3 separate regions of the Homo sapiens genome follow, and all the other regions are linked to region 3. The links are chromatin contacts, found by Hi-C or POLR2A ChIA-PET in ENCODE. All regions are on one chromosome and are shown on one strand. Each heading gives the region's core, a stretch centred on a gene start or an enhancer-like site at or near the end of the contact. The rest is flanking DNA. Distances are from core to core; before and after follow the strand shown.

Evidence for each region. A loop is a pair of places that touch in the nucleus more often than their neighbours do. ChIA-PET counts read pairs that join two places held with the same protein, here RNA polymerase II (POLR2A). Pooled maps may share reads with other maps.
Region 1: a loop to region 3 is called in a map of Calu3, with 6 times the contacts of the local background. The contact joins the promoter of LINC02205 here to the enhancer-like site in region 3. A Hi-C loop is called at or near these places in 2 of 168 maps with a recorded cell type or tissue (Calu3 and breast epithelium), 5 of 37 single-sample maps with no recorded cell type and 7 of 50 pooled maps. POLR2A ChIA-PET finds 5 or more read pairs at or near these places in 2 of 52 experiments (T-cell and activated T-cell).
Region 2: a pooled map shows a loop between it and region 3 (1.9-fold over the local background). The contact joins two enhancer-like sites. A Hi-C loop is called at or near these places in 2 of 168 maps with a recorded cell type or tissue (B cell and PC-9), 7 of 37 single-sample maps with no recorded cell type and 1 of 50 pooled maps. POLR2A ChIA-PET finds 5 or more read pairs at or near these places in 2 of 52 experiments (HEK293T and OCI-LY7).

The regions. Positions count from the first base shown.
Region 1 is chr15:70,504,348-70,508,397 of GRCh38, reverse strand. It overlaps LINC02205 (long intergenic non-protein coding RNA 2205), which reads left to right and starts at 2,470. Exons shown (of 2, transcript NR_146562.1): 1 at 2,470-2,489. RefSeq lists enhancers at 2,532-2,581, 3,872-3,921, 3,962-4,050, 3,855-4,050.
Region 2 is chr15:70,335,573-70,340,017 of GRCh38, reverse strand. No RefSeq gene overlaps it. Among named protein-coding and RNA genes, the nearest start is that of LINC02205, 170 kb to the left of the region's middle. Within about 2 kb of position 2,531, at least 2 of the 41 ENCODE cell types and tissues checked have a DNase peak (open chromatin) inside an H3K27ac peak, as active enhancers do.
Region 3 is chr15:70,434,120-70,438,249 of GRCh38, reverse strand. No RefSeq gene overlaps it. Among named protein-coding and RNA genes, the nearest start is that of LINC02205, 70 kb to the left of the region's middle. RefSeq lists an enhancer at 1,728-1,777 and a silencer at 2,588-2,791. Within about 2 kb of position 2,714, at least 4 of the 41 ENCODE cell types and tissues checked have a DNase peak (open chromatin) inside an H3K27ac peak, as active enhancers do.

The DNA.
Region 1 (4,050 bases), core at 1,221-3,720, 70 kb before region 3:
GGCATGATTTCCCCCTCCCCTGCCCCTTCCAGAGGGAGCTCAAAGCTGCCACTTGCCTTGCCCAACTGTGCTCTACAGCATGAATTGTGTGTGAGTGCTGGGGCATGAGGTGGGTGAGAGAGTGCATGCTGGAAGTGGGAGGGGCCAGATGAGGGGGAGGGCAGTTGCAAGTCACCAGTACCTCTGACATCACCCACATTAACCTTAGCTCCCTCCACTTCCCCTCACTTCTCCATGAATGTGGAGGTCATATCAATTTCTAGCTGTGTGACGTGGTGAGGCACTTAATCTTTTTGAGTCTTAGTTCCTCAATAGTCCATTGGAGATGCTAATACCTTCCTCCTAAGGCCACTGTGAGTAAACAAGACACCCTATTTGCTGTGCCTGACTCATACTACATGGTAAATATTTATTTATTCATTCCATTCACTTGTCCCTCTGTTGAAATTCACTTTTAAGAGCCTGGTGAGGCAAGGTTTGTTCAACATGAGTGGTTATCTGTGAGGCCCTGGGTGAGCCCTGCCTTGGAGAGCTGTTACTCATCTTTTCCTTTTCTTTTCTTTTCTTCTTTTTTTTTTTTTTTTTTTTTTTGAGACAGGGTCTCATCTTGACACCTAGGCTGGAGTGCAGTGGCACAATCACAGCTCACTGCAACCTCAACCTCCTAGGCTCAGTAGACCCTCCCACCTCAGCCTCCTGAGTTGCTGGGACTACAGGTGCGTGCCACCACACCCTGCTAATTTTTTGTGTGTGCCTGTATTTTTTGTAGAGGTGGGGTTTCTCCTTGTTGCCCAGGCTGGTCTTGAACTCCTGGGCTCAAGTGATTCACCCACCTTGGCCTCCCAAAGTGTTGGGATTGCAGGCATGAGCTACGGCGCCCAGCCTGATACTCATCTTTGCACAGTCTACACAACAGTAGTGGATAATGGACAGATGGAGACCCATCCTGGCATGGAGGTTCTGAGCTTCAGTTCTCACCTGACCTGGTGGTTGGACATGTGGCTCCAGTAACCCCTTCTGGGGGAGAGACTCTGCTTGAGTCACACTGGGTGCCCCTCAGTGCCGAGCACAGGTATCTGGCCCAGAGCACTGCTGGGCAACAGACCAAGGAGGATGGTGCTGGAGGACATTTGGGTGTGGTGAGAGGCTATCCCTTCCCCCTGATTTGCCGCTCTATACCGCCTCTGTCAGGGTTGTAGGACCCTTACCAGGCAGGGAGAGATGGTGATTGTTTTGTGGTCATTCCCCTGTAATTTGCTTCATATCATCTTTGCATGATTTGTAACTGCCCATCAGGTTCATCTTGCCTGCTGTCTAGACAGAGCCAATTTATCAAGATAGGGGAGTTGCAATAGAGAAAGAGTTCAATTCATGTAGAGCCGGCTGTACGGGAGACTGGAGTTTTATTATTACTTAAATCAGTCTCCCTGAGAATTCAGGGATCGGTGTTTTTAAGAATAATTTAGTGGGTAGGAGGACAGTGAGTCAGGAGTGCTGATTGGTTGGCTTGGGGATGAAATCATAAGGAGTCAAAGCTGTCCTCTTATGCTGAGGCGGTTCCTGGGTGGGGGCCACAGAAGTGGTTGGCAGGTCCAGCTGGGGCCATCAGGTTGCCAGACATGCAAAAAACTGAAAAGTTATCTCAAAAGGCCAATGTTAGGTTCTACAACAGTGATGTTATCTTCAAGAGTAATTGGAGAAGTTGTAAATCTTATGACCTCCAGAACAATAGCTGATAATAATTAGAATTCAAGCCCCTCTTATCCTAACTTGGTGGCCTTTTATTTGTTTTACAAGAACACGTTAGCTTTTGGGAAGAGCTGTTATTTAAACTATAAATGTCTCCCAGAGTTAGCTTGGCCCAAGCCCAAGAATGAGCAAAGAGAGCCAACTTGTGAGGCTTGAGACAAGATGGAGTCAGCCCTGTCAGGTTTCTCTCACTGTCATAATTTCCTTAGTTATGATTTTTGCAAAGGCGGTTTCAGATTTGCCTTTTACTAAAACACACAGGCTTGCACTTCATCTTGAGTGAGTGTGTGTGCATCTCTGGCTGGTCCTCCAGAGCTGGGTCCAGCAGGCCAATCCCTGTGCCCCTCTGGAGTTTCTCCAAGGCCACCCTGGGCATTTCCAGTAGGATATTGTTGCTCCACATCAGGGCTCCTGCCAGCAGCGTAGCTGTGCTCCACACAGAAGTCCCTCAGCTGGTGACCACAGAATAATGAATGCCAATCTGGATGTTAGTTTGCACACATTTGCATACCCCAGGGGTCTGCCTGGCCTGTGAGGTCTTTCTGACTCTGAGCAGCTATGATGCTGTGATTAACCTCACAAATGCATAATGGATCTTGAGGTCCTTTCCCGGCAGAGATGTTGGGGAACTAATGCAACCCCCTGCCTTTTCTCTTAAGCTGCCTTCAGGGCTGATATCATGGGTTGGTCAACTGCCTGAGATTTCTTCCTCTATCTGGGGTTAGCAAGACACCTAAAAGGTAATCCTCCCCACCTCTCCCCACCCGCATAGTGCTATTAGTCAGCTACACCTGAGTGTGAATTACTTTAGTCAGATTTCTTTCCCATTAATATCCTCAAGGGAAGGGGATTTAATAGAAGTAGAGTGAGTGCCTAAATTACTCACGGAGCCCTGGGCAGGTTCTGCCTTTCAGCATGACTCATCTTTGTGTGGTCTGCACAAACAGCCAAGTATAAAGGATAAGAAGGGAGCTGCCCCTGGCACCAGAAGCCCTTGTCTGGGCAGATGGAAGTGTTATGGGGAGGGAAGGCCCCAGAAGAATTGGGGAGAGGGGTATCCCTCATGGACTTTGCTCTCACATGGGGTGTAGTTGGCCATTCAATCACCTCTGGTCTGCTGCCCACTGCCTGTCTTGCTGTCTGGATGTCTAAGACAACCCTAAGACGCCTGGATGTCAGAGCCTGTGGTGCAAACATTTGGCTGCCAGCAAGGGTCACTGTTCTGGTTTTCAAGGCCAAATCAGAGTGGGTTTTTCTGGGGTTTGGGAGCAGCAGGAGCTAGAAGGTAAAGGGCTGACACCTTGTTAGGGGTGGGTGGTGTTCACTCCCACCAGGAATTCTTTTGCAGCCAAATAACAGAGAAGCTTCAGGCTTGAATTTGGCCCACAAATCTGAGCCCTCATAATGGAGATGTGGGAGTCCCTAAGCCCCCGTGTTGGGGTGCCGTGGGGGTGCCCGTCAGACGCCCCCGTGCCGCAGGTGGGCAGATGGACCCAGCGGGCCGCTCCCCTCTGCAGTCTCAGCTCCTCCTCATGGGCACCTGTGGGGCACCACATGCAGCTGAAATGTCGGGGCCTGGGACTGCCTCGCCGGGGGGCGCTGGGTAGCTCATGCCCCCTTGTCTGTGCAGTGAGAGGTTCCCTGAGGAACATTCTGGAGCTGGCATCTTAGCTCCGCCACTCGTCACCAGGCAGTACCCCGAGGTTCAGGTGCTGGCATCGGGGGAGGAGCTTCTGCAGGTCACACCGGACGTTGGGCTCTGTTGAGCCCAGAGCCTCTCAGGAGCTGGCCGAGTGTGCAGCTGGTGGAGGAAGCTCAGTGCTTCCTGTCCCCAGGCGCTCCCTTGATGACTGCCAGGAACCTTGAGGTTAGAGGGTGCTGATCTGGCTTTCAGGAGATTCCCCCACCCCCACATTGACACAGCTCTGGGAAGAAGCAGCACTTCAGCTGCCCTCAGTGACACTGGGATTACAAAGAAGAAAGGCCCCAGGACACAGCGTGTCATTCATGGGAACAAGACGGGGTGGAGAGGGGAGGCCACCTCAAAGACACATTCCTCCCTGGTCCTGATGTCCTCCCTCTACATGCAGAGCTTCACTGATTCCACCTGGAGCTCACAGTCACTTTGGGGAGGGGTGTTGCTGGCATAAGGCTCCTCTCCTGTCTCACAGATGGGAACACTGAGGCTCATGGTGACTTGCCCAAGACCACAGAGCTGAGATTCAGCAGAGCCAGGCCTTGTGGCTGTGAGTAAGGCACAGCTGGCCTGGGGCCATAAGTAGACCCAGGGGAATTTAGGGG
Region 2 (4,445 bases), core at 1,282-3,781, 98 kb after region 3:
TTGACTCCTCTCTGGCGTCAACCACATTTGTCTGAGTTATTGGGGCTTTATCACCAGCTGCCACCCAGAGTAGAGAGGAGGCTGGTGCTCGCAGCAGCCAGAAGCAGGTCGAGCCTTTGAAAAGCAAGCTTGCAAGTGCTCAGTTTAGGTGCACACATTCTCCCTTGCCTAGAGTCTCCCTTCTTCCCAAAGCACTGTGAAGTGTGAAAGGAATGGCCAATGTCACGACTTGAACTTTGCAAAACTTAAGCAACATCTCTCTGCAGTGAACTCACGTGACGGTGGTTCAGGCCCAGCCCAGACAGCTATTACAGTAAGACTTCTTTAATGTCAGTCTCTCTCACCTACTCTTTACACAGTGTGGACCAGTGGTCTGCTTAAAGAGTAGTCCACACTATGTAAAGAGTAGGTGAGAGAGGCTGACATTAAAGAAGTCTTACTGTAATAGCTGTCTGGGCTGGGCCTATACTGTGGTCAGGAGTCTGACCTCTGGGAATGTCCAGTCACATCTTAGCATGTCCGAAGTGAAATATCAGTCAAACATACTCAGCTGCTTCACGGTACTCTCACAGTGACCCAGGACACAGCAAGACAAGGGAGGGAATATATTTTTTTAATTAATTTATTTTTTAATTATACTTCAAGTTCTAGGGTACATGTGCACAACGTGCAGGTTTGTTACATATGTATACATGCACCATGTTGGTGTGCTGCACCCATTAACTCGTCATTTACATTAAGTGTATCTCCTAATGCTATCCCTCCCCCCTCCCCCCACCCCACAACAGGCCCCGGTGTGTGATGTAAGGGAGGGAATATTTATGGAGCACCAATTCAGGGCCAGGTGCCATGCTGGGCACTTTATATACTTTACATCATTTAATTATCAGAACAACTCTAGAAACTCAGAAATGGTATCCCTATTTTGTACATGAGGAATGCAAGGCCCAGAGTAGGTAAGTCGTTTGCACAGTCAGCAGCTTTGCAGGTGTGGGAAATAGGATTTGAACTCAGATTTGTCTGACGCCAAGGCTGGTCAGTGCTCCTTGGACACTTTGGTGGCTCCCTTATTGACATAAAGCTGGCCTAAAGCCACTGAGCAGTACAGATTAGAAGGGGTGTGGACTCATGGAGACAATAACATGATGTCTGGGATTTGCTTCAAAATAACACAAGAGTGTGGGGAGGCAGATAGGATTAGAGATAAAAGGCTGGCTGTGAGATGATCGATGATGCTAAAGCTGGGTGGTGGGCACCGAGGGGTTCGTCAAACAGTTCCAAATAAATATTTGAAATTTTTAATTACAAAAATGTTTAAAAAATATAGCACTTTCTCCAGAAGTCAGTGCCCCTTCCCAGTACCCCATAGCACTCATACATATCTGTCACTGCCCTAAATCCACTGTGCCACCTTAGAGTAAATTTTTTTTTTTTTGACGGACTCTCCCTCTGTTGTCCAGGTTGGAGTGCAGTAGTGTGATTTCGGCTCACTGCAACCTCTGCCTCCTGGGTTCAACTGATTCTCCTGCCTTAGCTTCCTGCATAGCTGAGACTGCAGACGCCCACCGCCATGCCTGGTTAATTTTTGTATTTTTAGTAGAGGCGGGTTTTCACCATGTTGGCCAGCTGGTCTTGAACTCCTGACCTCAAGTGATCTGCCTGCCTCAGCCTCCCAAAGTGCTGGGATTACAGGTGTGAGCCACCACACCCGGCCAAGAGTCATCTTTCAAAATGTGTCCCTCCAAGTCTCCGAGCTCTGTGAGGATAAAGGTGGTGTTTGTCTTGTTCATTTAATACATTTTTATAGAAATGAATAAATGACAAGAGTCTGGTGCACAGTGAACATTCAACACATGTTTACTGAATGAATAAAAAATCCAAATAACTGGGTCCTGAAGGCTGGCTGTGTTTTGACAAGCACATAGCTATAGAGAGGGCGTGCAGGGCAGGGGGACTGACTTGAGCAAAGGCACAAGCAGCAAACAGGCCAAATTTGGAGGTGAGTGTCGGGGGATGTCCAGCCACAGCCAAGACAATAGTCATCAGTGATAATGTGCTGCCCGAGCTAGCTGGAGTGGCCAGTTTTTAATAACTTATATTTCACAGACACAGCACTGACATTTTGTTTAATCGCCAAGGCAGGGTCAATCTCCTGCCGTGGCTGTGGAAAGTGAGGCTCTCAATTTCAGTCACAGCTCATTAATTGAAGAAAGTTGGCCAGTGTGCGCCTGGTGGACGGCAACTCCAAATGGATGTCGACACGTTTTTGAGGACTTGAGGGAAGCAAAAGAAATCAATTAAGGGGACAGCTTGGAGTTCCATTTGGGAATCTAAATCCGGATGCATTTCCTAATATTCCTTTGCAACAGAGAGAAAGAGAACACCTCCTTCTCCACACCACGCCAAGACCTAGTACCACATGGAAACTGGGGACTGCAAAGGCCAGAGCAGGACCCTGGGATGGTTTGGGGTCAAGTAGCCCTGGCGGGGCCGGCCTGTATCCTGAGGTTCTGCAGGCTATGTGGCGTCTGGTCTCCCGCCAGCCTTCCTGATAAAAACCATACTCCACCACTGGCTTACGTTGAGGGCCGCTGGAGGCCTGCAGGGCTTAGAATACCTTCAAAGGCCTGCCTTGCACAGATGGACTTATTCCACCAAAGCACAAGTCACGCAGATAGTGATGACAACAATGTAAATGTATGAAGCCTTTTATAGTTTGCAAAGAGCTTCCACATCCCTGATCTCCTCTTGCCCTCCCAACAACTATGGGAAAGTGGGAAGGAGGGAGGGGGGTCAGAAACTGAGGCTCAGAGCAGTGACGTGACGTGCCCAACATGGTGCAGCAGGGAGGCAGTAGAGCAGGATGCTCCCCTCTCATCTGGGTGTGTGATCCTTTCCAGGGATGCTGACCTTAAATCAGGTGAGAACACAGGTCTCCACTCTCCCAGATCTCATAGCCTGTCTTGGCATTTGTTATCAAGGACACTGAAACCAAGTAGGAGGATTTCTGTATGGTCTTCTTGTCTCCTAGAATTATTCATGGCTCCCATTGTCTCCTGGAAATATTGAAGACTTCCACCTTCCAGATCTGCCTCTCTCTGAATTGTTTAAGTTATTTTGTGTCTTTGGAATATCAATCAGTCTTGGAGGGGTGACGCAACAGATTCGGAGAAGGCAAAAGGAACATAAAGGTGTCTGGTATAATAATTCCTCTTGTCATCGCATCTTGAATTTCTCAAAGGGCCTTGGCGTTTGCTGTCTTATTTGAAATAAGCAGTAGCCTTATGAGCTGCCTGGGAAGATTATGATCACCTTCTTCCTTAAGGAGGAGGAAATGAAGGTGCTGAGCAGCTCTATGTCTTGTTCAACGTCTTGCTTCTGCCTTTTCCACTTTCTGAAGTTTTAAAAACAGGAAGTCAGTCTTACTCTCACTTTTAGAATGAGACACTTGGAGAGGATGGTCAGGAAGAATTTTTACCTTTATTTTTAGGAAACTGATTTTAGGTGCTAATTAATACAAATATTTAAATACCCGATTGCTTCTTTTGTTCTTTATTCTCTTTGTGTCTGAAATGTAAGCTTCTCTTCTCTCCCCACCCGCCTTGAAGCTAAAATGTTCAATTTTAGGCGCCCTGACTTAGCGTAGGTGGGGTGTCTGGTCAAGGTGGGGTAGAGCCCAGGAGTAATTGAGAAAACTCCTCTCCCTTTGATGTTTGCTCAGAATTCCCCTGTAGGCAGAGAGGAGGGTTCCCCATGCAGGGGATTTGATGCCGTCTAAGTTCACAGTTTCTATTAGGGCTTATCATTATGTATTATAGCCAGATGTTAATCTGCCTGTTTTCCCCAGTAGACTGTGAGAGATCAGGGAGCAACACATCTGCATCTGGCAATAGAGGAATTTTGGACAGGGGTGTGTGTAGGAGTTAACCAGACGTGGGACATATCATGATAAACCAGGGAGTAGGAAAGAAACCCTGAATAAAAGCAGGGCCCAGAGAGATGGAAAGGAAGAGATGGAGCTTTTTAGGATGTGGAATCTGTGTCAATCTCTACAACGAACCAGGGAGGAGTCAAGAACGAGCTCTCAGATTCTAGTTTGGACAACCAGGTAGATTCATGGTAAGACCTTGATCAGAGCTGGGGAGCATAGGAGAAGATGCATCATGGATGGGGAAAACCGGGATGGTTTAGTTCTGAATGGATTGAGTCTAAGGTACCTGGGGGTCTGGAGTACAGATATAAAACTGGGCAGATACCAGCCTCTTGGTGGTACTTAAAGCCATGGCACTGTGGAATTTCTGGTCCCTTTTAGTGCCCACAGGCTGAGCCTCTGTCTCTGTAACCTACTACCTGGCTCCCTGATGGCTCTGAATGATCTAAAACTACTAGACATCGAAATTTCTCATGTTCCTTTTTGACTTCCTCCACATACTTATGATAAGGAT
Region 3 (4,130 bases), core at 1,465-3,964:
CCTCTTGTGCTCATTTGTCACTTGCAATCTCTCTTGAAAAGCACAGACAGTGCCTGAGGGAACTGGATGGGCCCCTCTGACACCACCAGTAAGCTGATGATCAATGCTGCTCGGGATGGTTTAGCAAACCACTTTGCATTTTCCAAGACCTGAACTCCTTGGCTCATTTACTGAGTCACTTAAGCCTCTCTATTGTGTAAGATTTAGGGATTTGGGATGGCCTGGGGCCATTTTACATCTCCATCATTCCTGTTAAGCCCTGCTTGTTCCCTCTCCAACAGGTGGGGCCCAAGGTCTCCAGGAGGCCTGAAGGAAATCTGCACTGCAGCAGCTCTTATAGCCCCAGCCCAGGGCCATGGGCTGGCTGGCTCCCATAGCGGGGCAATGACAGTGGAGTCCTGGATTGCCCTTTTGCTTGCAAAAGCTAATTTTCTAGAACTGAGCACAGCACTGTGCTAGCAGCATGAGGGATGGAGTTTGGAGCGAAATAAGACAGGCCTCCCTGAATTAATTCTGAGTCAATTTTTGAGATGGACCCCTACCCAAACTGAAGGTGTGCTGGTAAATGTTTAACAACTAACTTCCCTAAGGAAAAAAAAATTGTAGCATTTGTCATTTCCCATGGTATAAATATTCTCTCCATGGCCGATTCCAAGACACCAATATGACATCTTGGGAAGAGATGCACAGGCTCAGGTCTCAAGAGTGGAAAAAAGCCACCGGCTCCAGCATGCCACTGACCCAAACTCACCACAATGCAAAATGCACAAAAATCTGGCCTCTAGATAGGGGAGCAATATCTCCTGACTGAGCTTCCTGGAGAAGCTGCAAGGAGCAAGGTATTTTTGGTTTGGTCCTTGAGGAAGGCACAGGGTTTCCACTGACGGAGCAGTGGAGGGAGGTTCTCCAGCAGGAGAGAGCGCCGGAACCAAGGCGGGAAGCACAGAAACATCTGCATGTTTGAGGACCAAAGTCCTCCGGCAGGAACACAGAGGCCACATGACAGAAGGGCTTATAAACTGCCATAGAGTTTGTCCTTCATCCGGTCTGTGGTGGGGAAGCCAATGATGCACCTTAAGCAGGTGAATGACACTGTGAGATTAGTTTCATTTCTTTTGAATACTGACATCATTTTTTAAAAGATACTATTTTTTCTAAAAAATTCTGTATGTTCATTACAAAAACAAATCAAACCATGCATCAAAGTACACAAAGATGCCTTTTCAACAGGTAAACATCTTCCCAAACTTCCTCTATGTATACACACAGACAAAAAGTTAGAAGGATATAGTAGAAATAAAATAAAATAAATGAAGATTTAAAAAGAGGAAAAAAGACAGAGAAATAAGAATTAACTAGTCTACCTTCTTTCACTGGGTATAGTCAAGGCTGTTTGCAATGCTTGGAACTCTGGCAACTGTCTTGTAACCATGAGGAAAACTAGTCTGAGGCAGCCGACAGACTGAGGGTAGCAGAGCAGGAAGATGGAGATAATCTGAGTTTTGGTGATGTAAGGTAGCTGCTGGCCTTCACATACAGACCACCATGTGATAACTCTGGTTGTCACATGTATGCTTTTCCTGCCTACCTAGACTCTAAATTCTCAAGACTCAAAACTGAGTAATAATGAAGCCAGTCTGTGGGATGTAAGGGCAAGAGCGTGGGCTTTGGAGTTGAACAAAGCTGCCTTTGCATTACAGCTCTGTGAGGGGGAGTTACCTAATCCCTTGATGCCTCATTTTTTTAAATCTCTGAAATGGCAATAATAAACCCGCTTCCAGAGAGGTGGTAAGCATTGCATTAGATTGCATATGTAAGGTTTCTACCACAATGCCTAGGACAGGAGGGACTCAGAAAATGATATATACATGATTATATATGAATGAATCTGAGAAAATATGAAGTATGCCACTGAGTGAAAACACAACATGGTACTTTTATTTCTTCAGTCTTTTTAGCACAAACTAGACAGACTATGAGAAGCAGAGTTCTATCTCTGAAACTTATGGGCAGATTAATTTGGGGCAAGTTCTTTTACTTCTCTAAGTTTCAGTTTCTTCAGCTGTTAAACTGAGACAAGAATATTTGAAGATTAAATAAGGCCATGCCCAAAGCACTTGCAACATGGTAGGCTCTCAATAGACACTAGTTTCCTTCTTCATGCTCTGCCCCTCCACAACACACAAGACACAGACGTGTGTTCCATAAACACGTGCTCTCTCTCTCTCACACACACACATACCTAGAACACACCCACACAAATGGACATGCACAGACACATGGACCCACACATGTGCAGACACACAGATACACAACTTTCTCAGCCCCAGAATCTTCCAGGAGGTTTTAGAAGTAGCTGTTGCTGTGTCTGTCTGCAAGACCTGTTTACAAGGCAATTATGAACTCTTTTCGCCAAATGTAGGATCTTCAAACAATGAGCACTGTTGCTTAAAGGAAGACTATTCCTGGGGGAAAATACTTTAAATGTAATTATGTCTTAGCTGCACATCTAGTAAATAACTAGACATGCACTGCTTTGAATATAAAATGTCACATTTTTGCAGATGGGACAGACAAATTTTGGCAGTCAGAGGAAGTCAGGAGAGAGAAATGAAAGAAGAAACCACATACTTCCTTTTTATTTACCTGATGTAACTGGGCCTGGCCCCGGGGGCATGGGGCTGGGAGGGCCCTGAGGGCTGGCTTTGGCTGAGACAGGTGCAGGGAAGGTGAGAAGCAGGCTGAGGAGCACAGAGAGGGAGTCTGTGTCTTGATTTCCTTTCTTGTTTACTTCTTTTGTGTCCTTTCCCACCCTCGTCACCCTGGCCTCAGTCTTCATTGAGTCTTCCCTGGGCCGCATCCTCACTAGTTTCCCCAATTGCATTCTTTCCTCCTCTGACCTGTTCTGTGTAACATCACTAATCATTTGTTCCCTGAAATAGCACTTTCCTCTTGCCACTCTTGCTCAGAAACCTCCCTATTTCTCCCTTTCGCGTCTTTGCTTCCTTGGCTTCTCAGTGGAATGAAACAGTCTTTTCACCAGGACTCCCCAGCACGCAGCTGGGCAGTGCAATTTCCATGGTCTCCAGAGCAGTCTGGTCCTAGAAACCATGAAGTCCAGCCTTAAGCCACAGAGCTACAGTCATGTGTCTTTCAAAGCCCAGAAGACCTTGTTCATTGCATGACCTGGACAACTCTCCTGACCTACCTTGTACTCCTCTTCCCAACCTGTCTCTTCTCTACTGATTTTTCTTTCTGTTTCACCTACCTTGGCTACTGGGGCTGGTTCCTTTCCCCTATTTACCCAACTTTGACCTTTGGCTTTCCTCCTAGCAGGAGGTTTGGATTTTCCCTCTGGCCAGGCTTTCATTCCTTTATCTACTAAGTACTTATACAGGACTTACTGGTGCCAGGCTACATTTATGGAGGCACAAAGAGTGTCTCCTATCTGGAAGAAGAGGCCATTAGACAATTCACTGTGTGTGTGTGTGTGTGTGTGTGTGTGTGTGTGTGTGTGCGCGCGCGCGCGCGCGGGTGGAGCGGGGGGGTGGTTGGGGGTAGGAAGATGCACAGAGGAATAAATTGTTGTCCTTGAACTCTGGCAACTAACCAGAGGTCAGCCAATAGTATTTTATCCTTAATTGATTTATCAGATTAAGCTTTAATGGAGCAGGGAGGAAGTAGGAGCAAGCCAGGAAGCCATTACAATGGAAGAGATTGTGCTCAAGAATTCCATTTGATCTTCAAACAACCCCAAGAAGGAGGGGTTTTCCCCATTGTCCACCCAGGGAAGCAGGCTCAGAGAGGCCAGCTGACTTTCCTAAGGTCACCCAGCTGGCAGTAGAGGGTCCTGGCAGCCTGATGGCATTGTTGGGTGCACTCCTGAGGCCACGCTGATCCCAGGGCAGGGAAGAATGCCAGGCACCCCTGGTCAATGTCGCTTCCTGATCAGCCTTCTAAGGATCGTCCGGGTCTGCAAGTCCCTTCCACGGGTTGACTAAAGCTGCCTCTTTGCTCTGGAAACCCTCTACCTTCCCTCACTGGCTCATCTTCCTGGCTTCTCTTTGCCTTGGCCCTGGGGGCGGAAGGGGAACAGCTGAGTTGTCATCTAAGCTTGCATCTTCCAGGGC